Regions from separate parts of the Mus musculus genome. Here regions 2, 3, 4 and 5 are each linked to region 1. Evidence: chromatin loops called from intact Hi-C (ENCODE). Cell type or tissue: heart. All regions are shown on one strand.

Region 1 (5,000 bases):
ACTAAAGAACAAATATCATTTTAATTTTCCAAAACTGATTACCACTAGATACAATGCAACCTTTTAACTGTTAAGTATAAAGGAAAGTGCTGGTTATTTAAAGTAAATGGGAGCAGAAGTCCCATGAATAATCAAAAACGTGGCTAACAGACCAAGACCAGAGAATAATGCACTTGGCTTTTGTGAAGAAATTAAAGTACATACTGTGAATTTTCATTAAAGCAAATGTGTGAAAAGTTACTCTTAAGGTACCATGATCTTGAAGAAGCAGCCTCAGATGCTCGATATATTACACTCAGTCTCTCTCTTTCTCTGGATTTTTCTGACTTCCTTCTCCTTGGACAACCCAGCTTAGGTCTTAGAACTCTTTAGAATGATAAAATATTTCACCTTTTACATTTATTTTTACATAGTAGTATACTTGGATTTTATTGCTAGGAATCTTACATAGGAACTCCCTTATGGGGAGACTGTTTTTAAATATAATTCACCTTTAATTAATATGCTGTTTTATCTATGGAGCCCTCACTCTGGAGCCCTGGCTAGCCTAGAACTGGCTATGTAGACCAGGCTGCTCTTGAACCTAGAGATCCTTCTGCCTCTGCCTCCTGAGTGCTTGTAAGCACCACCATTCCTGGCTCAAAAACAGAATCTTTAAATCACAGGAGACTTGGCACTCAAAGGGAGTTTGCCGCTAAACCTTCTGTGGCTAAAAGCATCTTGTGTGAACAATTTCTCTTTGTTTTTCTAGTTCATTTACATAATGTGAGCTTAAAAAATACCAACTATGAATTTTGAAAGCTCACATGAATTTTAAAAACCATTCCTGAGTGTAAAATGTAGGTAACAAGTCGTTTATTATTTTTATATTACTGATCTTAATGTTACTTTTTTCTTCCCAAGGGATTGAATTTAAGGTTTTGTAATTTTTAATTTTTTTATGATTAACAAGGACTTCAACACTTGTTTTGTCTAATTAGAAAGGGCAAGATGCTAGACGTGCTTGAATAGGTGGCACCCGAAGAGCAGAGTGGCCCTCTGGCCCTCGTCTGTAATCCCAGGACTTGAGAGGTGGATGGGGTCAAGAAGTTACAGGTCAGTTTGCTACACAGTAAGAAGTCTCAGGCCACTGTGGCCTAGGGGAAAAAAAAAACGTTCCATCCAACACTGAAAGCGTCGTCACACTGACAATTTTACTTTAGCAATGAGAAAGAATTTTTGGTAACATATTACTTAATGTTGTGGTTAAGAGTATGTATTCAAATAACCAAATTGTTAGGTCGGGTATGTGGTTCCGAAGTAGAGCACTAGCCTAGCATTACTGCATGAGGCCTGGCCTCTATCCCTAGTACCCAAAGGAGAGGAGAAAAAAAGATACCAGATCCTCTAGGTTCACATTTTGCTTAATGTGACCATAACAACTTACAATTTGGCTGTGCCTCATTCCGTTCCCCCCCATCCCCCCTAAAATCCGGGGAATAGTATTATCTTTAAAACTCAACAAAAGATTAAGTGAGCTAATATGTGAAATGCACTCATGCCAGTGAATTTTCAGTCCCGGAGCAAGCGACGTTTCATTCCATTCTCACAGCATCCTTATTTTCTGGATTTTTCACAGAAATCCTGGCACTTCGGCCAGGAAGCTGAGGGAAGCAGGGCTCAGCCTCACCGATCCACTTGCGTTCCAGCTCTGGGGGGGCCGCGGAGGAGACGTCGTCGCCCAGCTAGCGGGGCCGCCCTCCCGGGTCCGCGGCCCCCACCAAGGGCCTAAGGCGCCCAGGAGCAAAAGGCTTCCGGACGAGCCTGCGCCACGGGCCTACGATCTCGCCGCGGACCCACGATACAGACATTTATTTACATAAGCTTCACTCTGCGTTGGGCCGGGAGAAACGCTGCAGAGACCCCGAGAGCGCCTAGATCCAGGGCTAGCGGGGTGCCAAAGGGCGGACACCGACGTCCTGGGGCACAGGCTCCCTTCCATCTCTCGCCTTCCGGTCATCACTGAGGGTCCGCCCCTTAGTGGGGAGGTCCCAGCTGTGCCGTAAAGTAAAGAGCACTCTTTGCCGCTCATCAGCCCGCCCCTATCTTTACGGCAGGCCGCATTTCATGCCTCCAACATGGCGCCCCCCATGTAGGCACTGGCTGTGGTTACCAGCGCAGGTATCCAGTGCAGTTCTGAGCAGCCGCTGGGGTTACGCCAGTCTGCGCTGCAGAAGCAGCAAACGTTATTCCTGGTTACGGCTCCAGAAAGCCATACTTCTCTGAGGGTTTGGAATCGCCGTCTCCTGTTAGATTCTGAAAGTTTCTCCTCAGCCCTTGTTTGCTTCCCGTGTCATTTCTGGCCACCTTCCTCAGGTCCCCGACCCTCTCAGACTCAAAACTATGAGCCTCCGGCAGCTGCTGTTGCGCTTGTCCGGTTACCTCGGGGCTTCAGGTCCCCCCAGTCGCCACTGGTGGTACTTCAGATCCCTCGACAGCATCTCCTCGGCGGGCTCCTGGCGCGGGCGCTCCTCCAGGTCACCGGCCCATTGGAACCAGGTGGTGTCCGAGGCGGAGAAGATCGTGGGCTACCCCGCATCCTTCATGAGCCTGCGCTGCCTGCTGAGCGACGAGCTCAGCAATATCGCCATGCAGGTGCGGAAGCTGGTGGGGACGGGACACCCTCTGCTTACCACTGCCAGGTGAGCGACCCATGGTAACTCTGGGTCTGGCCAGTTCCTTGATTCTAACTTTCTTTTGAACTTTTAAGGTATTCTTTGGTGTCCCTTTAACATTCTTCTACTTGGCCCAGGATAAATGGTTTTCGTAAAAGAAAAACTTGAACGTGTTTTACAGTTTCTCTTCACTTTTAGAGATGCAGATGCTTCATGGCTTGTCAAGGTATCAGAGATGTATACTTATTTAGTCACAGTCAAGAAGTGGTATTTTAAAAATGGAATAGAGCCGGGCAATGGTGGTGCATGCCTTTAATCCCAGAGCTTGGGAGGCAAAGGCAGTGCGATCTCTGAGTTCAAGGCCAGCCTGGTCTACAGAGCAAGTTAAGCTGTTTACCTACAGAAAGATTAAGACAAGAGAGACAGGCAGAATAGACAGCTCCGGGCAGTGGTGGCGCACGCCTTTAATCCCAGCACTTGGGAGGCAGAGGCAGGCGGATTTCTGAGTTCGAGGACAGCCAGGGCTACACAGAGAAACCCTGTTTCAAAAAACAAACAAACAAAAAAACCCCCAAATATCCAGGTATTGGACTATCTAGATTGAAGTCAGTTTCCTCTGACGCTTTTACCACTTAATGCCAGACTAGTGTTAAACTTGTCACTAGGGTTTAAAAAAAAATTTATCACTTAAAAAACAACTCATACCTCATGTTTCGTAGTTTATTTCAAGCACACAGAAAAGTTATGAGAATAAAACTAGTACAAAGAGGATTAGGGGAGATGTCTTTGCCAAAGTACTTGTTGAACAAGTCCTACAACCTGGTTTGGATCGCCAGCAACAAAAGTGGAGGTTTTTCATACCAGTACTGAGGATGTGAAAACTGGAGATCTCTGCAGTGTGATGGACATTTCGTCTAGCTAAACCAGCAAATTCAGTGCTAAACAAGAAACTCCTTCTCAAACTCAAAAGTGAAAAAGCAAACAAGAGCTGGACAAAAAGATGGCAGGTGGGCTTATGAATGTTCAAAACCACTAGCCATAGGAGAATTGCAGATTTACATTACTATGAGATCTGTCACAAAGTTAAGAGGAATGAAATACAGATTTACAGAAGGACATCCTGGTGAAGAAACAGAAAAACTAAATTTGGCATGTATGTAAATCAGTATGGCCAATCTGGAAAATGGAAATTTCTTATAAGATTAAATTAAATAAGATTAAATTATACATCTTACCATCATACTCATAAACATTTATCCTAAAGAAATAATTAAAAAAAAAACACCTTGTCTATATCAGAATCTATACAGGGGTGTTTATAGTGTTGAAAGTTGGCTGTAAATTTGCCAAAGTCTTGACAGCAAAATGTTGATAATTAAGAGAATGATACTCAGCGTGGGTATTTGGGATAGCCCCAACCTGACCAACTCAAACGTCATTTATTGGTCAATGGTTGATCAAACTGTGATATATCCATAACCATAAAGCTCTATTTGGTGGAGCTGAAGAGATGTCTCAGTCATTAAATTGCCTACTGTGCAAGCTTGAGGGCCTGAGTTTAGATTCCAAGTACTGACAAAAAAGCTGGTTGCCAAGAAAGTGTGTGCAAGTGGGTTTTGTAGCCCAAGTATTAGGGTGCAATGTGGAAACAGGCTGTGCCTTTGAGCCCATTGGCCAGCCAGCCTACATAATTAATGAGTTCAATGAGAGACCTTGTCTCAAAATATAAGATGGAGCAAGATAAAGAAAATACTCTTGCCTCACATGTATACACACTTGTTAAAACCTGCATGTGTTCTCTCAAATACAAATGCAATTTGATTTTTTTTTTAAAAAAATTGATATCACTGTGTACACCTGAATGAGTCCTAAAGGGGTTATGCAAAGTGAAGAGTTTTTATCCTCCCCAAAATTAGGAGTTAACATGTGACTCGGCCATTCTTCCTCTAAGTATATTTCTAAAAGACTTGAAAACAGAGTCTCAGATAGTTATATATTTATGTTTCTAGTATTGTTTCCAATAGGCAGAAGGTAGAAGCTGATCATGTGTTCATTGGTGGGTAAATCTATTAATGAAATGTAGTATATGCATACATTGGAATGTATGTATTCAAATAACCAAATTGTTAGGTTGGGTATGTGGTTCCGAAGTAGAGCAAGGTGCATAGATCAGTTAAGGATGAATTTCTGCTCCTTGTTTGAGCAGGTGAAAGGCACCTGTCTTTTTTATGAGTCAGCTTGATTAATAACCAAATTGTAATAAATCTTCATTCATGCCATATGAAAGGATGGCGTGATGAATTTTAAGAACTCTGTTGCCAACAAGACTCATTGGCTATGTATAGT
Region 2 (5,000 bases), 160 kb after region 1:
AAGATAGCTCTCTCTTGTGAGACTATGCCAGGGCCTAGCAAATACAGAAGTGGATGATCACAGTCAGCTATTGGATGGGTCACACGGCCCCCAATGCAGGAGCTAGAGATATTACCCAAGGAGCTAAAGGGAACTGCAACCCTATAGGTGGAACAACAATATGAACTAACCAGTACCCCAGAACTCTTGTCTCTAGCTGCATATGCATCAAAAGATGGCCTAGTCGGCCATCACTGCAAAGAGAGGCCCATTGGACTTGCCAACTTTAGATGCCCCAGTACAGGGGAACGCCAGGGCCAAAAAGGGGGAGTGGGTGGGTAGGGGATTGGGGGGGTGGGTATGGGGGACTTTTGGGATAGCATTGAAAATGTAAACGAGGAAAATACCTAATTAAAAAAATATATTAAAAAAAAAAAGATGGGGCTGAAGAGATGGCCCAGTGGTTAAAAGTGCTTGCAGCTCTTTCAGTTCCCATCTCACGACTGACTCATTTCAAGGAATCGGAGGCCCTCTGGCTTCCTGGGGCACCTGCATGCATGGCTCTTGTAGACACGTATCAATACACACAAATAACCAATTAATCTGAAAAGAAATGGGAGGAAAAGTTAAAAAAAAATGAACCAATTAAGTAGCGAACCGGTTTTTGAAGTGGTCACTCGCCATCTGTTTGCATGGCCAGCCAGCCCCGACTGCTTTATTACACATAGTCTCCAGTTCTCACACCACTTCCTTTTTATAGAAAGAAATAAAAGTTCTTCTTCAAAGTTCCCAACTATTCACAGATTTAAAAGCAAGCTGCTGTCCGCAATAATTCACATGCAGTCGGTGGAATTCTGTAAGCCTTACCTTGTGTAGTAGTGATGCAAAGGGGAATCGTGCCACTCCTACACCTAAGTAAACTACTACAAAGGCTAACTCAAATGGTCTTCATCCTTTTCATGATAGGGTTCTGTGGTTTTAAGGTGAATGCCAAGACTAGAACCTTTGTTCATAGATTACAGATTGCATACTGCCAGAATACATTTCTGTATTACATTTCCAGAAGCTCACACACCAAAAACATGACTCTTTTATATACACATGTGCTTTTTATATATAACAGTGTAAAAATAATAATTAGAGGAGAGGTCGTGAGTTTGAGAGGGACTGGGAGAGTTGCGTGGAGGACATGGGAGGGGTGGAAATGATGTAAATATAGGACTTATGTATGCAATTCTCAAAACTTTTTAATTAACTAGTTAATATTAGGATACACTCTTCTGTCTTTAGCAAAACCTGCTTGTGAAGTTGGGCTCAGGATCCATTGGGATCCTGGAGTTTAGGAGCTCTGCCTCCACTCTGAGATAAACCAGTTCACAGTGCCTTTACTGCTCCTGCAGCAGGTTTATGCTGAACACCTGATTCTCTGGGAATCTGGAAGTTTCTTGCATTCTAGGCAGAGAGCCCATAGGAGCAGCCCTGAGAACAACCTGAGCCTGAGTCTCCAGGGACACTGACCACACTTCATGCGCAGCTCACACTTATTGTTAGAGTGCTAAGCATGCCTTGTGGCTCTGCTGGGAGGTTCTATTGAAATGCTTCTGGACTCCAGCCACAGAGACCCCTTCCCTTGACTGCTTTTTCTCTGTGTCCTTTCACTCGTGTGTGTGTGTGTGTGTGTGTGTGTGTGTGTGTGTAAAATTTTTTTGAGACAAGGTCTCATTGTTTAGCCTGGCTGTCCTGAAACTTGATATGTAAATCACACTGGCCTTGAACTCACAGAGATCTGCATGTCTCTGCTTCCCCTGAGCTATGATTAAAGGCATGTGCTACCACACATGGCCATTAAACTGTGATTTGACCCTATACTCTGCACACTGATTCTTCCTAATATCATTAGACCTGAGGAACGAGAGAGAGAGAGAGAGGGAGAGAGAGCGAGCTTAGTGGTTCAGAACACTGACTGCCCCTCAGATGACTCTGGTTTGAGTCCTGGTATGTACGTGGGGGTTCATGACCATCTATGATGCCTGTCACAGAGAATAGATCGCCCTCTTCTGGTCTTCCCTGGCATTGCAGTGAAGTGGTGTATGTGGTGCACAGACAAAACCCCTGTATAAAAGTAAACATTCTTTAAAAAAAATTTAAAGGGGCTGGAGAGAAGGCTCAGGGGTTAAGAGCACTGACTGCTCTTCCAAAAGTCCCGAGTTCAAATCCCAGCAACCACATGGTGACTCACAACCATCTGTAATGAGATCTGACACCCTCTTCTGGTGTGTCTGAAGACACTACAGTGTACTTACATATAATAAATAAATAAATCTTTTAACAAAAAAAAAAAGTTTAAAATTGGGCTAGTGGGTTGGGGTTTTCTAAGATTATATCTGTTTGTTCTAACCTAACTTAGGGAGCTAAGCACATCCACAGTCCTTTGTAAAGTCAGGCCTCTGACTCAGGTTGGTCCTGAGAAGAGGAACAGGCACAGCTCCCCTGTCTTCATGCAGGCCCTGCTCGTGGTTGCTTGGCCCCAAACCAAAAGTAAGAGAGCTTAATCTAGCGCTCCGGAGAAAGACCTAGTTAATTAACAGTCACTGAAGTTGCAAAGGTCTAGTTGCGTTTCTAAGCACAGTTAATGCTTGACATATTAGCCATGTGTTTTATAGGACAAGATAAGTCTTATTCTCTTATTTGTCTTATGTTTGTACTTCTCTTCCTTTGGCTCTTAGCTTTCAAGTCAAGTACAAAAATAAGACAATTGAGTCTTAGAAATCATAGGCGTGCGCTCCCTCGCATGCTTGCTCTACGCGCCTGCAGAGCTGTGGGCCCTGTCTAAGGCGTGAGAGTAAGATGACTGTGTTTATGGAGGAAATGACAGGCGAGAAATGTAAACCAGGCATCTAGTGGGGAAATCAGAAAAGCCTCCAGGGAGGACCTGCTGTTTGCGATAGACCTTAAAGGGTGGAAGGAAGTGCACAGAACGGAAGACTGTCTGCAGAAGGAGCCGCTCCATGAAAGGAAGCATAGGCTAGGTGCTGGGCTCACACCACTCCAGAGGCAGGGGCCAGCCAGGGCTACACAGAGTGACCCTGCCCTTAAAACAAACAAATACAAATCCAAAAAGACCCTGCAGGGATGGTTCATGGGAAGGGTAGAAGATCTGTAGTGCCGGGATGTAGAACTGAAGTCATGTGTACAAACTGAAGGTGGGTAATCAGGGGATTCCTACAGAGTCGAGTCAAAAGGGGTCCTGAGGGTGGTCCATGGAAGGGAGTCGCTCGCTGGGTTTGCTCCGAGTGCATACGCTTGCCCTCATTGGCATTTGTAGCCCTGCCAGGAGCACCTTTCAGAAACCACATCTCCATACCCGGTTGGGAATATTTTAATAGCTATCCTGCTTAATTATTTTTATCTTAATCAAAAGTGTTACCATCTGGTGGAGTTTTGTTGTTGTTGTTGTTATTGTTGCTTTCTTTTTTTTTTTTTTATCATCCTTACCAACTTTAAGTCTCTTCCTACAAGAATATAAGTACCGCTGTGTTTCTAGTCCAAATCAGTACCTGGCATGCCAGTAGTAGCCCCAGCCACCTGTTGCTAAGTTAATAATTTAGAAAGCCCCAGAGTGATGGTAATGGAAGATTTTTGTCATCTTTTTGGGAAGGACTGTTAATATACAATAAATTGGAAATATTTAACGTATACTATGTGATGTCCAGACATATACAAGGACCAGAGAAATTATCACAGTGAAATTGATAAGCATCTATCGCCCCAATGATTTCTTCTTTCGTACTCCTCCCTCCTGTACCTTCTGCTGTGAGCCTTAGGCAATCCGTCATCACTATCAATTAGTTTGCATTTTTGTAAAACTTTATATAAATGGATCTAGAAATATCAACCCTTTGACTGGGGTCTTTGAACAGTTACTTTCAAATTTATCCATACTACAAATCTGAGTAGTTCATTTCTGCTCAATGGTATTCAGTTGCAAGCATCTAACACAGTCTGTGATCCACCTATTGGGGAAAATTTGAGATGTTTTCAGTGCTAAAGTATTCCAGATGAAGCTATTGAGAGCATTCATGTGTAAAGTCTATATAAAAATGGACTTTCATTTCTCCTGGGTTTACCTAGGAATAACCAGGTTGCTATCTGTGTGACATACAATGGGTCTGTCGTGCTCTGTGCTGGCTAGTTTCCATCAGCTTGACCAGGCTAGAGTCACTGTGGAAGAGAAAACTCCAGTTAAGAAAACATTTCCACCAGATGGGCCTGTACAGGTGAACTTTCTTGATTGATGATTGATAGGGGAGGACCCTGCTTACTATAGGCGGTGCCTCCACTGGGCTGGTGGCCCTGGCTGCTGTAGGAAAGCAGGCTGAGCAAGCAATGGGGAGCAAGTCAGTAAGCAGCATTTCTCCATGGCCTCTGCATCAACTCCTACCTCCAGGTTCCTCTCCTGACTTCTCTCAGTAATGGACTGTTGCCTGAAGATGTAAATGAAAGTTCCTTTGCCCTGCAAGTTGCTTTGGTCATGGTGTTTTAGCACAGCAATGGAAGCCCTAAGACAAGCTTTCGCCTCCACTTTACATTCTGTCAGCTGGGTATGAGAATTCTGGTTGTCCCACGCCTTATTAAAACTTAATTTGATCAAGTATTTAGAGTTTTAGCCACTCTAAAATATAATATTGGCCTATTTTGCAGTTTTAGCTCATTGTGGTTTTTGCTGATAATTCCCTAGTAAATAACAGTGCAGAGCATCCTGCATCTTTTCATGTTTATTTGCTATTTAATATCCTTTAGCAATGTTATAGTATCCTTTATAATATCTTTTTTTTTTCCTTTTTTCTCCACTTCCCTATCTCCTCTTCCCAATCTCTCTGGCCCATAGGTTTTTTTGTTTGTTTGTTTTTTGGTTTCTCATTAAGGATGGTTGTCAGCCACCATGTGGTTGCTGGGATTTGAACTCATGACCTCTGGAAGAACAGTCAGTGCTCTTAACTGCTGAGCCATCTCTCCAGCCC
Region 3 (5,000 bases), 220 kb before region 1:
CTCTCTCCATGCAATGTACCCTGGGAGCGAGTGTTCCTGGGAAAAGATGAGAAGGATCCATGAGAATGCGCTGGACCAAATCTCTACCCAATCCGCCCACCTCCTCCCACCCTGTCTAGCTGCAGAGAACCGGTCAGAAGTGAGAGAGCTGCAGCTCTGGTGCCAGCTCACTCTAAGATGAATCCCAGAGCTGTGGACTCCGCGGCATGATTTCAGAGCGCTTCATTCAGTCTGCTCCGGATCAGGTCTGCCAGCTTTGTGTGAGGAACAGAAGCTCCAGCCCTCTCTGGAAAACCATAATGAGCGAGCGCGATGGGCCACGCCCTCCCCAAAGACCACAGCATCCTTTGCAACCAGCAACACAGTCTCCATATGACTACATGATTAACCAGGAGGAGGTCTTTTGAGTCACCCAGGGTCGCTCAAAAGCCAGACAAGGTCCTAGAGAGGTACGGGTCTCTAACCTCCACAGCAGCCCTTCCCGTATGAACGCTGGTGTTTGAGGTCTGAGAGACTCACTATTATCTGTCAAAGGCAAGCCACAGGCAGCTCTTCACATTGAAACAACGCAAGACCACAAGGTGGTCAGATAACAAATCACCCATGCATGGTGGACCTGAGCTGAGGGTCCAAACCGAACTTTCAAATTATTTCCGGCGGATGCTATCCCCACATGGCCTACACACTTGAGGCCCCACCTCTTTTTCCTTATGGGTTTCTGTTGTTTGCTACCAGGCCCCTCAGCAGAAGCACAGGCTCTTGAAGCGTCAGGCATTCCTGAGAGGCAACCAATTAGAAGTGCCCCCTGCAAACTGTGACATCCCCAGGGGTGGGGGTGGGGATGGGGGCTCTGGCCTGGGCCATCTAACTCTCTTCTCTACACTAGCTGTCTTGTTGGTCAGCAGTGTTCAACTCAATTTTGTCCAATGAACTAGTTAAGCAGCTGTCTTCCACTATGTCCCCAAGGAGTCCCTCTGCCGATAAATGTGGTTGTGAGAAACAGGAAAGGGTATGCTCTGCACTGGAGAGATGCTAAAACACAAGACTCAAAAACATCTTTACATCCCGTGAGATTATTCTTGGAATACGGAGCAAATAATTTTCGAGAGATGATACAATTTAGGAGTCACAGGGAACCCTAGAGATAAAATGTGACAATTTTACTTCATAGAAGGAGAAATGGAGGCCACGGAGCCCTGGAAACCATCTCAGAGTTTTTAGCAGAACAAGGTCAGCCAGCTACCGGGCGGACTCCACTGAAGCTCATGCCGTCCAAATCCTGGTGTTAATGGCAACGATAATAATCATCAGCCCAAACCAAGGCTTGAAATTCTCAGTGTGCAGGGGAGGAAATGCCTGAGTTCCCCAAATCACATCAAACCGCCAGGTCCGTGTGCAGTTAATATGTATATTAAGTAACCAAAGTGTAAATGCAAAAGGCCACAAATATGCAACAGGGCGGGGCTTGTGACATGGGCGGGGCTACCAGGCCATGGAAATCTCTTCTTCTGGCACAGGCAAGTTTGGATATGCGGAAGTTAATCTCTGAGTACAGCGTTTGCATCTCCTAGCCCCCTTTCTGTCTGGAGGATGAGAATCCCAAACAAACCCATCAAGAAATGGAGACACATTGGAGACCTCAAGAGATTGCAAAAGAGTTGAGCAATGAAACGTGGGTTAGAACACATGGGGTCACTTCTGGGGACACTGCATGGAGGCTAGGAAATATCCCCACCTCTGGGCCTGGGACCAAGAGTGACCACACGCTAGAGTTAGGAGGTGCGTTCGTGTGCGTGTGTCCACAGTCTTTCTTTTGAAAGGAAAAGAAAGAAGAGTGGTTTTTAACATTTCCTTCCAGTAACTGGGAGGCACTACCATTCTTGTTTCGACTATTGGTTCTGTGATGCATATAGCCTTTTCCTTTAATGCAATCACAACCCAAAAAGTGAAAGGAAAAAAAAGAGAGAGAAAAGAAGGAATCTCTCTCAAATAAGTGTCTTTGTATTCAAATCACCTTTGGACAAAGACCAAGTCTGCCCAGCGACAGCCTATGGAGGGAAAATGTCTAGGTTTTCATAAGAGACTGGGAAATCGGGCTTATAATGAGAGCCATTCTGGAACCTTAAGTACAGCATTTGCCATCCCAAACACTATAATAATCATTATTATTCTCTGGTATCTATTATTGTCTGGTAAATAATATGTGTTTTCCCCCCAAGTTCCAAAGGGTGCAGCTGCATGCGTTCTATTTTTTGCAGCCCTGGGCCTGCTGCTCTGCAAGCCTGCTTACATAGAGCTTATTTTAAGAGCGTGCAAAGGAGACTGTGCATGCCCTTCCTCTCCTCTCTTGGCACACTTGTGCACCTGGGACATCCCCAAAGGCCAGAGGGTGGCAGTCTCTTTCTGCTGGCAACTTTTGAAGCAGGGGTGGTATTACGAGATAGAATCCCTTGTTGGTGGCACAGGCTACAAGCCTGGTGTTAGGGCAAGAGAGCAAACATGGGCTCCACTCTCCCAGTTTCCAATGGTAAGTAACATACGGAAACTTCTAAAGTAGGGGAGAGATAGCCTTGGAGATTCAGAAAATGGTCGTGTCAGAAGCTAAGGAGCTTTGTCACACAGCAAAAATTCTGGTGGAAAACCTGTCCCCACTGTCTAACTGTGTACATAGAGGAGAAACTAAAAGAAACGGCAGAGGTATCCATATGCCCATCCCAGCTATCTCCACGTTCTCTGGGCCATGTTTCTCACTAGCTCTTCCCCAAGGCTTGATGAGGGAAGCCTGGGTGGTACTCTTTGCCATCTCTTATTCCCCTCAGGCTCCTTAGGGACTGTTGATGAAGGTCAGTATGGATAGTCTTGCAACTAGAGAGTAATCTGTTGTCACTCCATAAGGAAGGTGCCCTTTCTGGATCTTCAAGTCCAGAGCTTTAGAGTCACTTTTGCTCTGGACATGGGTACACACATACAAATGTGTGCACATACACTCCTGTGGCAGAGATTGCTGGAGTGCCTCTGAATGCAAAGGATTCTGGGAAAGTGCCCATACTTGTACCTCACACTTTAGGTTTTCTTTGAATGATGGCTTTTGTCTGAAAGCAGGATAACTCATCCGCGTCCCACACTGTGTGCTATTTCCCATATACAAAGCCTAGTAGTGCCATGATGCATGGTCTCTATGGCCAGCTGTCTTCAAATACCAGACATGCCTTCCCCTCTACCCAGCACTCTCACAGAATGACAGTTGCCCACTACAAAAGCTGAGACATACTCTGTCTACCTGGCAAGTTCACAGGGGAAGCAGTACTGAAAAGGTGATTTAATTGCCCATAGAACTTTCCAAAGGGTTAAGAGCAAAGTGGAGCCTCGACGCTGTTAAGTTCTTTTAATGCTAGTACCCTCAAAACACGACCATTCTCACATTTCCCTCTTCGATTTAAAGCCCAAGATGCATGCTACTGCATTTTAGAAAGTTCCCAGACAACCATTCCCAAAAGTGTGGACCAGGAAAAATAAAAGCTCTCATTTTAAACCCAACCATGCCCAGCTAGCCTTTCTGTGATGTGAGACACCATCTTTGACCAGAAGCATGCTAATTTAGTCTGTTATCCAAATTTTTACTTTTATTCCTTTTCTTAAATACCTCATAATTTTCGTAATCAAAACCTAGTAGGTGTGTCTTGCTCATTCATAAGGCAAGCTTCCTGTTGGCCGCCATATTTCTTCCCAGGTGTTTAAAACCCCATAGCATTGACTGTGATAGGCAAGAAATGTCCACTGCCAAGGCACCTTGCCTTTGCCCAATTATTCTGGCCCTAACCGAGATCCGCTCACTTGAATCCCGCTGCCCATCACTTATCAGAGTTAAATACAGCCATTACGTGCTGGCGGAGGCTTCGGTGTTTATCTGGGACAATAACGAGTCCCCGAGGACAGACTGCTCTCAGGTAGCAGCGGCTATTCTGGGACACTCACAAGGGTAAAGCCCTGCGGTCAATGAACAGAGCCGCCTGCAGCTGCTGATAAACTGTGAGCTTGATGCCAGATAGGGGTCCTTTACCCAGCTCATGCCAGGCAGGGCTACAGAGCCTGGGCAGGCTTTGTCACCTCCCATGTCAACTGTTGCTGTCTGAAGAATTTTGAAATGGCTTTTTACCAGGTTGGACATTTTTAATCTTTGAAATGGATGCCATCTCTTTTCTTCTATCTCACTGAGAGGGAATAACTGAAAGACAGCCCTTCTCCTGGAGGGCGTGTGATTGGAAGAGGAGGCTGTGCAGGGAAATACAAGGGTATATAGCACCTCTGGGTTATAACTCCATCACTCACCCTGTGCTTCTAATAAGCTACTGCTCACGTACTTTTAAAACCAAGTACACTGCATCTGTCTGTCTGTCTGTCTGTCTGCCTGTCTGACTATCTATCTATCTATCTATCTATCTATCTATCTATCTATCTATCTATCTATCTATCTATCTTCCTACCTACCTACCTACCTACCTACCTACCTAAGTTCCATTTTTCAGAAAGTCTCATATAACCCAAGCAGCCTCAGACTTGCTTTGTAGCCTCCTGCTTCCACCTCCCAGATTACAGGTGTTAATACCACAGCAAGTATTTTGGGTTTATTTTATTTAGGCACCCACTTCAATCAGAAACAAAGCTAACAACACATCCCGGATTTGATGATGTCACAGAGAAAACGATTTGCCAGGACGGTTAAGAAAATGAGCCACTTGGGATCTCCACCTTCCAGAACCGTAAGTCTGCAAGCCTCACCCCCTCACAGCGAGAGCTGGCCTCGTTCCTTCCTGTTCATTTCCTTGCTTTCTCTGCTTGACCAGTGATCAGGTACGTTATAACGTCTGAGCTGGAAGGAGCCCTAGAGATGGATACCATTTAACTCCTTCAATTTAGCAAATAAGAAATCAGAAATATTCTCTGATAAGAAAGAAAAAAGTGTGTCTTCAGGGCTAGAGAAATGGTTCGGGGTTAAGAGC
Region 4 (5,000 bases), 260 kb after region 1:
CCATTTTACATTCTTAAAGCAACGCAGCAGAGCGGTTTAAATGGAAAACGAGCTTAGATGCTAACTGTTCCCGACTCTTCTGGGAAATCCGACAAAACTAAACTAATGAAACGCAACGTCTCCTTTTATAATTCTAACTGTCACATTAAATTGAAGGTGAGGACAAAACTGCAGCATCTGTTAACGCAGCCGAGGGAAGAGTTGTGCTGCGCATGTCACTTAATGCACAAGTGCAGAAGTCAAGTTCCCTAACGAATCCAAGTGCTTCCACTTTGTCTCCAGGGAATGTATAAATTAACCATTCCCCCTCCCTTCCTCCCTCCTCCCTATTTTAAATGTAGATAGGGCGACCCTAGCCTTTTGAATTTGAAGGGCTGCTATCTCGGGCCCATTCTTTCCATCATCCTGTTTTGAATGACACTGAGCACGTATAGATTCTCTTATAAAAGCACCCCTAGGATGCTGGGCTCCTTTCTTCAAGCTGCTAGCTAATTTTGCATAGCAATTAGTACTGACTTCTCCAAGTCTGCAACCCAAACACCTCTCCAGAACGTTCCACAGTCCCTCCAAGGTCCAACTCTGCGCCATTAGATTTCAAACCAGAAGGCGAGGAACTTGCGTAATGATTAAATTCCCAATTTGTGTGAAGACACAATAATCTCTGACTACGCGTTAATTCCAACCTTAGGCCGCGACTGGGCAGCTAGGAGCCAGCATGTACGTCCTTTTAAAATCTATTCTACGTATTCACTGACCGCGCCGGGCCGGGCCACATGGTCCTCTCTCGCAGCCAGTCAGCTGTAGGCAGCAGATGGGATCATTTGCATTTTTCTTTTTAGACATTTTTTTTCCATCGGCAAATTAAAGGATTAAAAAAATTTTTTTTTCCGTTCTCATTGTTTACCAAAACCAGGCACGCAGCTTAAAAGTTGACTTGGGCTTTTCTTTTCCCTCCACCCCCACCCCAAGTCCCCGAAAGTTGGAGAACTGCGAGGGGTTGGTTTCTTATTTCTCAACTCCGACTCTGCAGTCCGGGAAACTAGGAGACGGTCGGTCTTAACTAACTCGGCGACTGGAGTCTCCCAGTTTTCCGCGCTGAGCCCCGTGGCTCTGAGTTGGTGGCATGAGGGTCCCCAAGCGCGTGCTTCGCTCCGCAGCCTCAAGCGGCAAAACTTGGGCTCTCGGAACTCAGGCTTTACGGGAGAGGGCGGCCACCCTGCCGGGGGAGTGGCCAGGGCTCCCCCAGAGCCCGGGGTCGCTCTCCAGTATACCCCCCCAACCACGAATCCATGCAGAACTGGAGGGGGGGCGCACCCCGAAGTCTTTGTGCCCGGCGTGGCACGGGAAGGTCCGTGCGATGGTGCGGCGCCACAGCCGAGCGCCCCAAAAGCGGGGGGCGCGGGCGGAAAAGACACGGCGCGTTGCCTCCCACCCCCACCCCCCGGGGTTAGAGAAAAAGTAGAGAAAGAGGCGCCGGGGCCACGCTCCAGCCCGGAGAGCACGTAGCCGAGAATGCCGCGGGGCGCTTTCCCGTGGGTGAGAGCCGCCCTGGTCCGCCGGCAGCCGGCGCGGGCCCACGTGGAGCCGCGCTGTGCAGGCCGAGCGCACCCGCCCCGCAGCGCGCCCCAGCTCCCCGCCGCGGTCGCTCACGCCCGAGCGCCGCCGCCGCCGCCGCCGCTGGTCCCGCGTGTGCCCCGCTGAGGGGGAGGGGCGGCGCGGTGGGGGCGGAGGGCTTGAGGTTCCACTGCAGCGGGGGCTCCTGTGTCCTTGTGCGGAAATGACACACGGAGTCCCGTCACGTCACGCGAGAGCGCAGCGCACGGACACACACAAAGAGAGGGGAAAATACACGGCGCCCGCCCGCCCGCCGCCCCCAGCCAGTCGGCGGGGCCGCCCCGGCCAGGCCCTGCGCGCTCGGCCCCCACTGCGGCCCGCGCGCCCGCCCCCCGCACGTGGCGCCCGAACTCGGCGCGGGTCCCGCTCCGCAAAGTAACAACTCTCGTCCCAGGTGAGTGTGGGCCCCGGTCGGGGCCGCCTGCGAGCGGCTCGCCGCCTCCGCGCGGGCTGGAAGGGGGAGCGGGCGCCCACGGGCTCGTCGCGCCCCATTGTGCCGCGCGCCCCTTTGTGCCCGCTCGGAACGCCGCGACTCCATGGCGTTCCGGGAGCACGCGCGCCGCGGCCAGGGAGGAGGAGGAGGGAGGGGAGGACGCACGGTGGAACGGTCCGCGCCGCCGCCGCCAGGCCGGCCCCACTCGCGCCGCGCGCCGGCTCTCCACCCCCGGCGGGCCGGCGATGGAGCGGCCGAGGGCCGCCGGGGAGCAACTGCGCGGCGCCGGAGCGCTCGCGTTCGACCGGCCTGTGGCGGCGATGGAGGGGTGTCAGAGGGAGCAGAAGGGCGGGGAGCCAGAGGCCGGAGAGCCGCCGCTCGGAGGGACGCTGCCCCGGGGAGGCAGCGGAGGGAGCGAGGCTGCCGGCGGCTGGGAGCGGGGTGCGGCGAGCCCCGCCGCCAGGGGGCGCGGCACCCTCCCGGGCCGTTCCACGGCGCTCCGTGGTTCCCGCTGCCCGGCTGGAGGCGGGTCCAGCGCGGCGCTCTGGGTGTGCACCCCAGCGAGCGCGAGGCCTTCCTGGCGGGCGGTGGAGCCGGGCCGGGGCGCTCGCCGCCCCTCGTGACTTGTGCCCGCCACGATCGACGTAATTTCCCACGCAGACTTGGCTCGGGCTGTGAGGCGCGGAGTTGTGAAGGCCTTGTGGGCTGGGACTCAACTCATCTGAGTTCTTTTTTTCTTTTTTTTTTAAGTTTGTCCTAAAGTAGAAGTTTGATCGCTCAGGTGGCCCGCTTGGGAGTATTTTGGAGGTGGAGGCCAACCAGAGATGCTCAGAATTAATGTTCACTGTTTGGAAGTCAGAGAACTTCCTTTTAGAAGTAACTTTTGAATGTTTTCCTACAAGTAACACGTCACTGAGTAGAGGGGAGGGTGCCAGAAATCTATAAAGACCCAGAAAACCCAGGCGAGTGGGGAACGTGTGGAAATGTCCCAGATAGAGGTTTTAGGTTTGTCTCTGTTTCGGTTCCATGCCTGCAGTTTTTCTCTTTTTGCGACTTTCCACTTTTAATTCATAGGTGTTTGGGTTTTGTTTTTAAGCTTCATTTTCGGTGTATGTGTTTTGACTGCATATATATGCGCCATATCCATGCCTGGTCTCCTAAGAGGTCAGAGGAGGGCATCGGATTTACAGATAGATGGTTGGGAGCAGCCACGTGGGTGATGGGAACACAACCCACGACCTCTGCAAGAGCCACAAGTGCTCTTAAACGCTGAGCCATCTCTCCAGCCCCTCGTTTTAGAGTTTCATGTGTAAACCTTACAGGACTTCAGCTTCCTCGAATACTGGGATTTAGCCAGGATTTTTTTGTTTTTTTGTTTTCCTTTTTTGAGACAGTCTCCTGTGGTCCCTGCTGGCCTCAGACTTTTTTGTTATATAGGCCTGCGTGATCCTGAACGCCTGTCAAGTTACAGGAGTTACATACTTGGGATTACAAGTATGTGCACTGCACCTAATTTTTGTGGTACTTGATCGAAATTACGACTTTAGTTACGGTAGGCAAACATTTTACCAACTAAGTTACATCCCCAGCCCTAAGAATTATTTTTGCATTTTTAAAAATCTAAACTTTTATATATATTCTCATGTGAGACCAAGACACACCAAGAACCACTTTGGGCTTTACTAGAGATGCCTTGTTTGTTTGTTTGTTTGTTTTAAGTCTACATTTCACTGTAGCTTTGAATGGCCTGGAGCCTGAGATTTAACAAGGCTGGCCTTGGAGATCCAGCTGCCTAAACCGACCAAATGCTAGGATTAAAGATCTGTCCCACCACACCTGGCATTTTGTTGTTGTTGTTTGGTCTTGATACCGAGTCCCTAAATTCTGTCCCGTCCTTGAATTGCTATGTAAACCAGGCTGGCCTCAAACTTAGAGATCTGACTGATCCTGCCTGTAGGGGGTGGAGGTGGGATGGGGGTGGGGGAAGGTATTAAAGGTGTCCACACCACCTGGCTTTTGTTGTTTTCTCAGACTGGGTCTCACTATGTATCCCATACTGGGATGGTCTTTTGGTTTCTCTGTAGACCAGGCTGCCCTAGAACTCAGGGATCCACCTACCTGCCATCTCCATCTCCGCTTTCTCCTATCAGTGTTGGAACCAAAAGAATGAACCACCATGACCATGTCAGAGATGCTGTTTTAGTGAAGTTAAACAGTAAAGTTAGCGTTCTTTCTCCACACACACAAGAAGTAAGACCAGTTAGCCACGAAGACAGAATACAGACTAGCCAGCATTCCAACCGTCTGTTAGAGATTGATAGGTTATCTGGGGACCCTTGGGGGCACCAAAGGTGGGGGCAGAATATTTAGGAACAGGAAAATTGGACTCAGCCCTGACAGAGGTTTGATTGGGTGAGGATTAAGCTCCTGTAGGAGACCCATCTACAGAACTGCCTAGAAATGCATTAGCACCTGTAATAATAATTTATACAAGAGACTAGGGAATGGCGTGTGTGTGTGTGTGTGTGTGTGTGTGTGTGTGTGTTAATTTTTATAAGTGAGACTATGCTTGCTATTCTAACCATTCTGTACCCACTATTGACATCTCTGTTTTAGAATTAGTTTTTGGAGTAGTAGAACTTTAGGACTCCTTGGTGTTTAGAGGGATATAGTCATGCTATCTTTTCTAGCCCTTGGCCAACCTGGAACTTGCTGTGCAAAACCAAGCTGGCATTCCTCTTGTCCCTACTTCCTTAGGGCAGGGATTATGGAAATGTGCTATCACGCCTATTTGGGTGGTGGTGGTTGTCCTCTGAGACAGGGTTGCAGGTGTTTAAACTGGCCTTGCACTCACTATATTGCCAAACCCAACCTTGAATCATCTTCCACACATGCACCCTGGTGTTGCATATGGAGCTCCGAGAACTGCTTACAGGAGTGAGTTCTGGAGAGT
Region 5 (5,000 bases), 230 kb before region 1:
AAGGTCAGACAGTGACCCCTCTCCATACACCCGAAGGTCCATGCATTGTGCTACCTTCTGGTCAGCCCACTGCTGACATCTTGTGGTGGAGAAACAGAGCCCTGTTCATTTCCTAGTTCATATCAAGCCAAGGGGCCAAACTGTTGGGAAACTGCCAGATACACCCTACCCCCAGCCCCTTCCAAGATCCCCTTGCAAAACCTGCAGCTGAATCCACAGTGCTAAGATTGTTGACAGCTGGTGACCCCACCCCAAATTCCTGTGGGCTTTGCTGAATTTCCTCTGGACTGGAGTTACCCAGCTCCTGCCAAGCCAGGGCAGCAGTCACACGCCCTCTAGGTGGCACCTGTTGTCCGAAGGAGGCGCTCACACATACAGCCCTCTCCAAAGAATGGACATCGGAAATAAGGATTTACCCTATACAAGTCGGCCTGAGCTAGACACTTCAGTGGTCGGTCTACTTGGGGACACTGTTTCTGCAGCCATGGGAAGTGAGTGGGCTAGAGAAGGAGGTCATAGGTCATGTGGCAAGTGGCCTTCGGTAAATGCTATTAAGGTAAATGACACTTTAAAGGCAGAAGTCACCAAGGGACTTGTTTGGTGGCAGCAAAGTAGCACTTGCAATTCTGAGGAGGCCCCCTAGTCAGAGGAAAGGGGCACCTGCTGTCTGAATAGAGGGTTCTGCTCAGCTCAGGCATCTGACGGCGGTGCCTTGCGGTTTTAAAATCTGGCGGGCAAGAATTTCAGCTCAAGGTACCTTTAATATTATTCTGAGTGGGGATCCCCAGCATGGCTGTGACTAATTAATTAACCTTGTAAGAATTCGGGGTGGGTCTATTGGAAAGCATCATTAGAGCCAGGGGTTCAGAAGCACGTTCCCACCCAGCAAATAAAATGTTCTAGATTTCTTACAGTGTGGACTGCAAACATTCTTATATCGTGAGCACATGGTCTTATTAAAGGGTGCAGAGTATTGTTGGTGGTCTGAGGCAAGGAGATGTGTACTTCCACCCGTTTGAACAATCACAAAACAAAGTGGCAAAGGGTCTAACTGGAACCTGTTGTGTAGTTCTCTCCGATCACGGACAGAGATCTTTGCTCCGAAGGAGCCTGAAGCTCTGCTTACAATGGATACAAAATAAACGGAAACGAGGGTAACGAGGATGGTGGAACCTTGCGCACCTCGTGAGCAGCACGTGACCAAGCCTTGGTCCCAGGGAAGGCGGAGCCCCGCCCTTACAGCCCAGCCAGCTCTGTAAGAGGAGAAGGCTACTCTGAGGACTAGCCTGCGGTTTTCATTTGATCCAAAAATGGATCCAAAGCTCTGGTAATCTCATCCTGTCCTTCCAAAGAAGTAAGAGGTCAGGTCCTCAGACAGGGAACGCCCAAGGGGTTCCTGGGCACGCACCACAGCAGGCCCGCAGGGAGGGCTCTGGAAGCCACAGGGCAGGGAGTACCCACAAAAGCTGACCCAGAGTTTGTGTCAGAAAATTACTTTCTTAATAACAGACTTTTAAAAACAAACATAATTTTCCTTCTTATTTCTGTCTCTTTTTCCTTTCCATTTTCTTGAAGCTGTTTCTTTGTTTCGCCTTTTGTTGGTTAGAGCTTACTGAGATAAGTCCCGCTTTGTATATAGCTCAGACTGGCATCATCGTGAGTTCCAGAACAGCGAGGTCTATGTAGAGAGAGATCTTGTCAGAAATAAATAAATTGAATAAGTAGCTAGGTGGGGTGGTGTTCTGTGAGTTAAAGGCCAGCCTGGCTTACATACTGAATTCCAGGACAGTCAGAGCTATGTAATAGAGAGACCCCTTCTTAGAAACAAAAGAAAACAACAACAACTGAGTTGATACACAAAGCCAGGTGCCCTGGTCTGTGATCCCAGCCCTAGAGAGGCTAGAACGGGGGCCTCTAAGCATGTCTCAGCCTGGGCTATACAAGAAGACTCTGTCTCAAAACAAGAGCAATAGAATTTAAATAATTATATGAAAAAAGAAAAGTAGGGGCCAGCGAGATTGGCTGAGCAGGTAAAGGCACTTGTCGCATAAGCCTGGTGACCAGAGTTCAATTCCTACAATCCACATAAAGGTGGAAGGAGCTGACTCATCAAAGGTGACCTCTGGCTTTTACACATACACTCTGACTTGTGTGCATGTGTTCACGCACTCCTAAATAAAAGAAAAAAAATAAAGTCATACACACATATTATATTTCAATTATTTTCCTACATTGCATTAGCATCTATGGTCTTTTATTATATCTGAATATGACATAATGGCATGTCACTGCACAATGTCCTCAGACAGCCTGAAATCCAACATGGTAGATACTCATCATGGCTAAAGTGCCGGGAATTTTAATATGATTAAACTTAGAAGTGTATCGCGTCTGGACTAGATGGTACAGCTATTCAGAGCATGAGGAGGATCCAGGTTTGAATTCTTAGAACCCTGTGGTGCCTCTCAACCCTCTGTAACCCAAGTCCAGGGTATCTGGTGCCCTCTTCTGGCTGCTGTAGGTACTGCATGTATGCAGTACAAAGACACATATGTAAGGAAACTGCCTCTTACATAAACTGAAAAGTGCATCCTATCTGTGTTGGTGTATTGTGACTAGCCCAGATGTTTCAGGAACTACTCTGCTAGCATTTGGAAATCATCGCCTGATTTAGAAGTCACTCGTGCCGTTGATGAATGTGCCAAGTTTCAACCTGCGCATTCAAGGTTTCCTTTTAACCCATACATTAACGTTTAAGGAGGCATTACTCAACATTTATGTCTGAGCCATACTCCATCACCGTTTGCAGCCAGGCACAGTTCCAAGAGCTCAGCAAAAATCAACAAGTTGCTTCAGGGAGAGCTGAATGGGCTCTGTGAAATTTAGAACAAAGAATGTTGGTATTTTATTATTATTTCTAAAAGCAAGCGCTATACATCCTGTATTATGGCAGTGTTTATAATACACACATGTGCACATGTCTATGTGTTTTGCCCCACAGAGGCCACAGTTGAGCATTTCCTTTTATCTGACTATAAACATTTAACATTATATTATTCGACATTATGTCAGAACCACATTCTTTCTCCCGCATTGTTTGCCAGGCACCCCTACATCCATGGAACACAGCTCATACCCACCAAAGCAGCAAATACTATGGTTGTTTAAATTGCCAAGAGGGGTGGGTGAAAGGAGCAAAGAATTGAGGGCCCGTGACACTGCCAGTCACATTTTATCTGCTACTGCTAAATGGTGAGTTTACCTGGTGTCAGCAGCGAGGGCACTGGGCGGTGTGAACAGTCCAGGAGGGCTTTCTGACTCTCAGATGTCATCGCATGTACACATAAGTAAGGAACCATCTTGAATGAAGGACGGCACCACAAGAGGATTTGACAATGGGAATGCACCCACCTAGGGACGTTTGCAATGTCATCTATGAGACGGAAGGTGGATCTGAAATGCTGGTATATTTTTTGATGGAGGTTGCTCGGCATGTAGGCAGCCAGGCAGAAAGGAGAAGACTCACCCAGAAAGGATGTCTTCCTAGCCAGGCCTCTTTGAGATGGCGCGACACCGTTCTGCCTGTTGCCATGGCAGTGAATACGATGCTGTAATGATGCTCCTTACTACTGCTGCCCTGAGGTCCCCAGCTCATGCCCCGCTCCTCTGCATCCAGCTTCTGCTACTCCATGAAGCAGCTCCAGCCCTGAATTCTCCCAGGAGGCAGGACACAGCTCTCCCACTGGCTTCATCACCCAAGTGGAGGCTGCAGCGTGCTGACCCACACATAATAGGAACCACTTCAGCGCTGAGAGCTCCTTGGTAGCCTCCTCGGTGTTGGGTAGAAAATGGTTAATCAGGGAGGGTCCTGAGCTCCCACATCTGATTAATTACACGGCACAGGAAGCATAGGGCTCGACTCTGCTCCATGGGGAAATCCATTTTCAATTCTGACCTCAATATGGAAGTTAGTCTTCTGGCCAAAAGCAGGGTACAACCTCCCAACCCTTGAAGCACAGCAAAATCCAGAGCCATGGGCAGAGCATCGCCTGGGACAGCGCAGGTATCCTGAGGGAGGATGTGTGTCTAAGAGGTGCCGGGAGGTGGCCCTATGCAGATCCCCACTGGGAAGCAGAGGACGAGCAGGAATGAGAGCCTGATGCCTGGTGGGGAGCAGGACTAGTGGACCCAGAGAAGGACAGCAGACACTGGGAGAGTCCAAGCCAGGCACGGCGGCGCAGCCTGCTAGTCGAAACTATCTAGGAAGCTGAGGGAGGGTGGCAGGTTCAAAGCTTGCCTGGACCACGTAGTAAAACTGTATCACAAAAATAAAATAAAATAACTCAAATTAAAAGAAGAAAGGGGTTACAAATCTGTGGTAGAGCATTTGTCTGCTGTGCATGATCTCCAGGCTCAGGGGGATAACAACCTTGGGGGGTTCAGGCATACCAGCCCACACCACCAGCAGTGTCACCAGCAAGGAGCATGGGGACAGAAGGTGCCTGGGAATAGTCCAGTGGGCTTTTGTTTTTCATTATAGTCTGTATTTTTATTTTGAGATGCTATTCTTTTAAGCCACACACATGGGGATTTTTTATTCAATTTTTCTTTTTTCTTTCTCCTTTTCTTTTCTTGAGTTCCAATTTGAAAAGCCCTACTGGAAATAGTTGTAGATTGATAACTGGACCAGAAAGACCCTGAAATCATTATGGTTAGACTTGGAATTCCATACTTACGGTGAGCAGCCCCTTCCCTTCCTATGCTATAGGGTGAGATCTTCGAAATATGTTTCCACCTAAGTGTGAGACACACGTTCACGTGTTCTTTTCTGACCCAACTAGGAAGCCCCAAGGCATTCACATCTAAGAGTACCCATGTAGGTTACAATGGTGATGGCGAGCTGAAGATGCAATGGTGACCTGAGGACGGGAGGCCATCGGCAGAGCAGCCACTCTTAAGGGGTTACCATGGAGACATGGAGACAAGATGCTGTTACTGGG

Evidence for each region. A loop is a pair of places that touch in the nucleus more often than their neighbours do. Peaks named below come from ENCODE experiments on the same cell type or tissue, not always from the same donor. Only the 100,000 strongest peaks of a DNase experiment are listed, where the experiment ranks them.
Region 2: it touches region 1 in a loop (2.6-fold over the local background); 18 of 42 quality-filtered maps call a loop at or near these places.
Region 3: a loop joins it to region 1, with 2.3 times the contacts of the local background. A loop is called at or near these places in 4 of 42 quality-filtered maps.
Region 4: it touches region 1 in a loop (6-fold over the local background); 6 of 42 quality-filtered maps call a loop at or near these places.
Region 5: it touches region 1 in a loop (2.4-fold over the local background); 2 of 42 quality-filtered maps call a loop at or near these places.

Annotation. Positions count from the first base shown.
Region 1 is chr10:43,219,380-43,224,379 of GRCm38, forward strand. Pdss2 (prenyl (solanesyl) diphosphate synthase, subunit 2) reads left to right here and starts at 2,107. Exons shown (of 8, transcript NM_027772.2): 1 at 2,107-2,681. The coding sequence starts at 2,383. In heart, a CTCF peak has its summit at 2,116; DNase peaks (open chromatin) are centred at 2,032 and 2,362; H3K4me3 peaks cover 2,564 bases; H3K27ac peaks cover 2,077 bases.
Region 2 is chr10:43,376,456-43,381,455 of GRCm38, forward strand. All of the region lies in intron 4 of Pdss2 (prenyl (solanesyl) diphosphate synthase, subunit 2), which reads left to right. Among named protein-coding and RNA genes, the nearest start is that of Gm40631, 36 kb to the left of the region's middle. In heart, a CTCF peak has its summit at 2,043 (motif pointing left); no DNase peak of the experiment used is centred here.
Region 3 is chr10:43,004,379-43,009,378 of GRCm38, forward strand. It overlaps Sobp (sine oculis binding protein), which reads right to left. Exons shown (of 7, transcript NM_175407.3): 7 at 1-36. Among named protein-coding and RNA genes, the nearest start is that of Gm5079, 16 kb to the left of the region's middle. In heart, a CTCF peak has its summit at 2,377 (motif pointing right); DNase peaks (open chromatin) are centred at 1,483, 2,383 and 3,933.
Region 4 is chr10:43,477,365-43,482,364 of GRCm38, forward strand. Bend3 (BEN domain containing 3) reads left to right here and starts at 1,776. Exons shown (of 4, transcript NM_199028.2): 1 at 1,776-2,008. In heart, a CTCF peak has its summit at 2,502 (motif pointing right); DNase peaks (open chromatin) are centred at 777, 1,217, 1,797, 2,547 and 1 weaker place; H3K4me3 peaks cover 3,638 bases; H3K27ac peaks cover 3,493 bases.
Region 5 is chr10:42,987,599-42,992,598 of GRCm38, forward strand. It overlaps Gm5079 (predicted gene 5079), which reads right to left and starts at 3,564. Exons shown (of 3, transcript NR_153349.1): 1 at 3,263-3,564. In heart, CTCF peaks have their summits at 108 (motif pointing left), 310 (motif pointing right) and 2,508 (motif pointing left); DNase peaks (open chromatin) are centred at 103 and 383.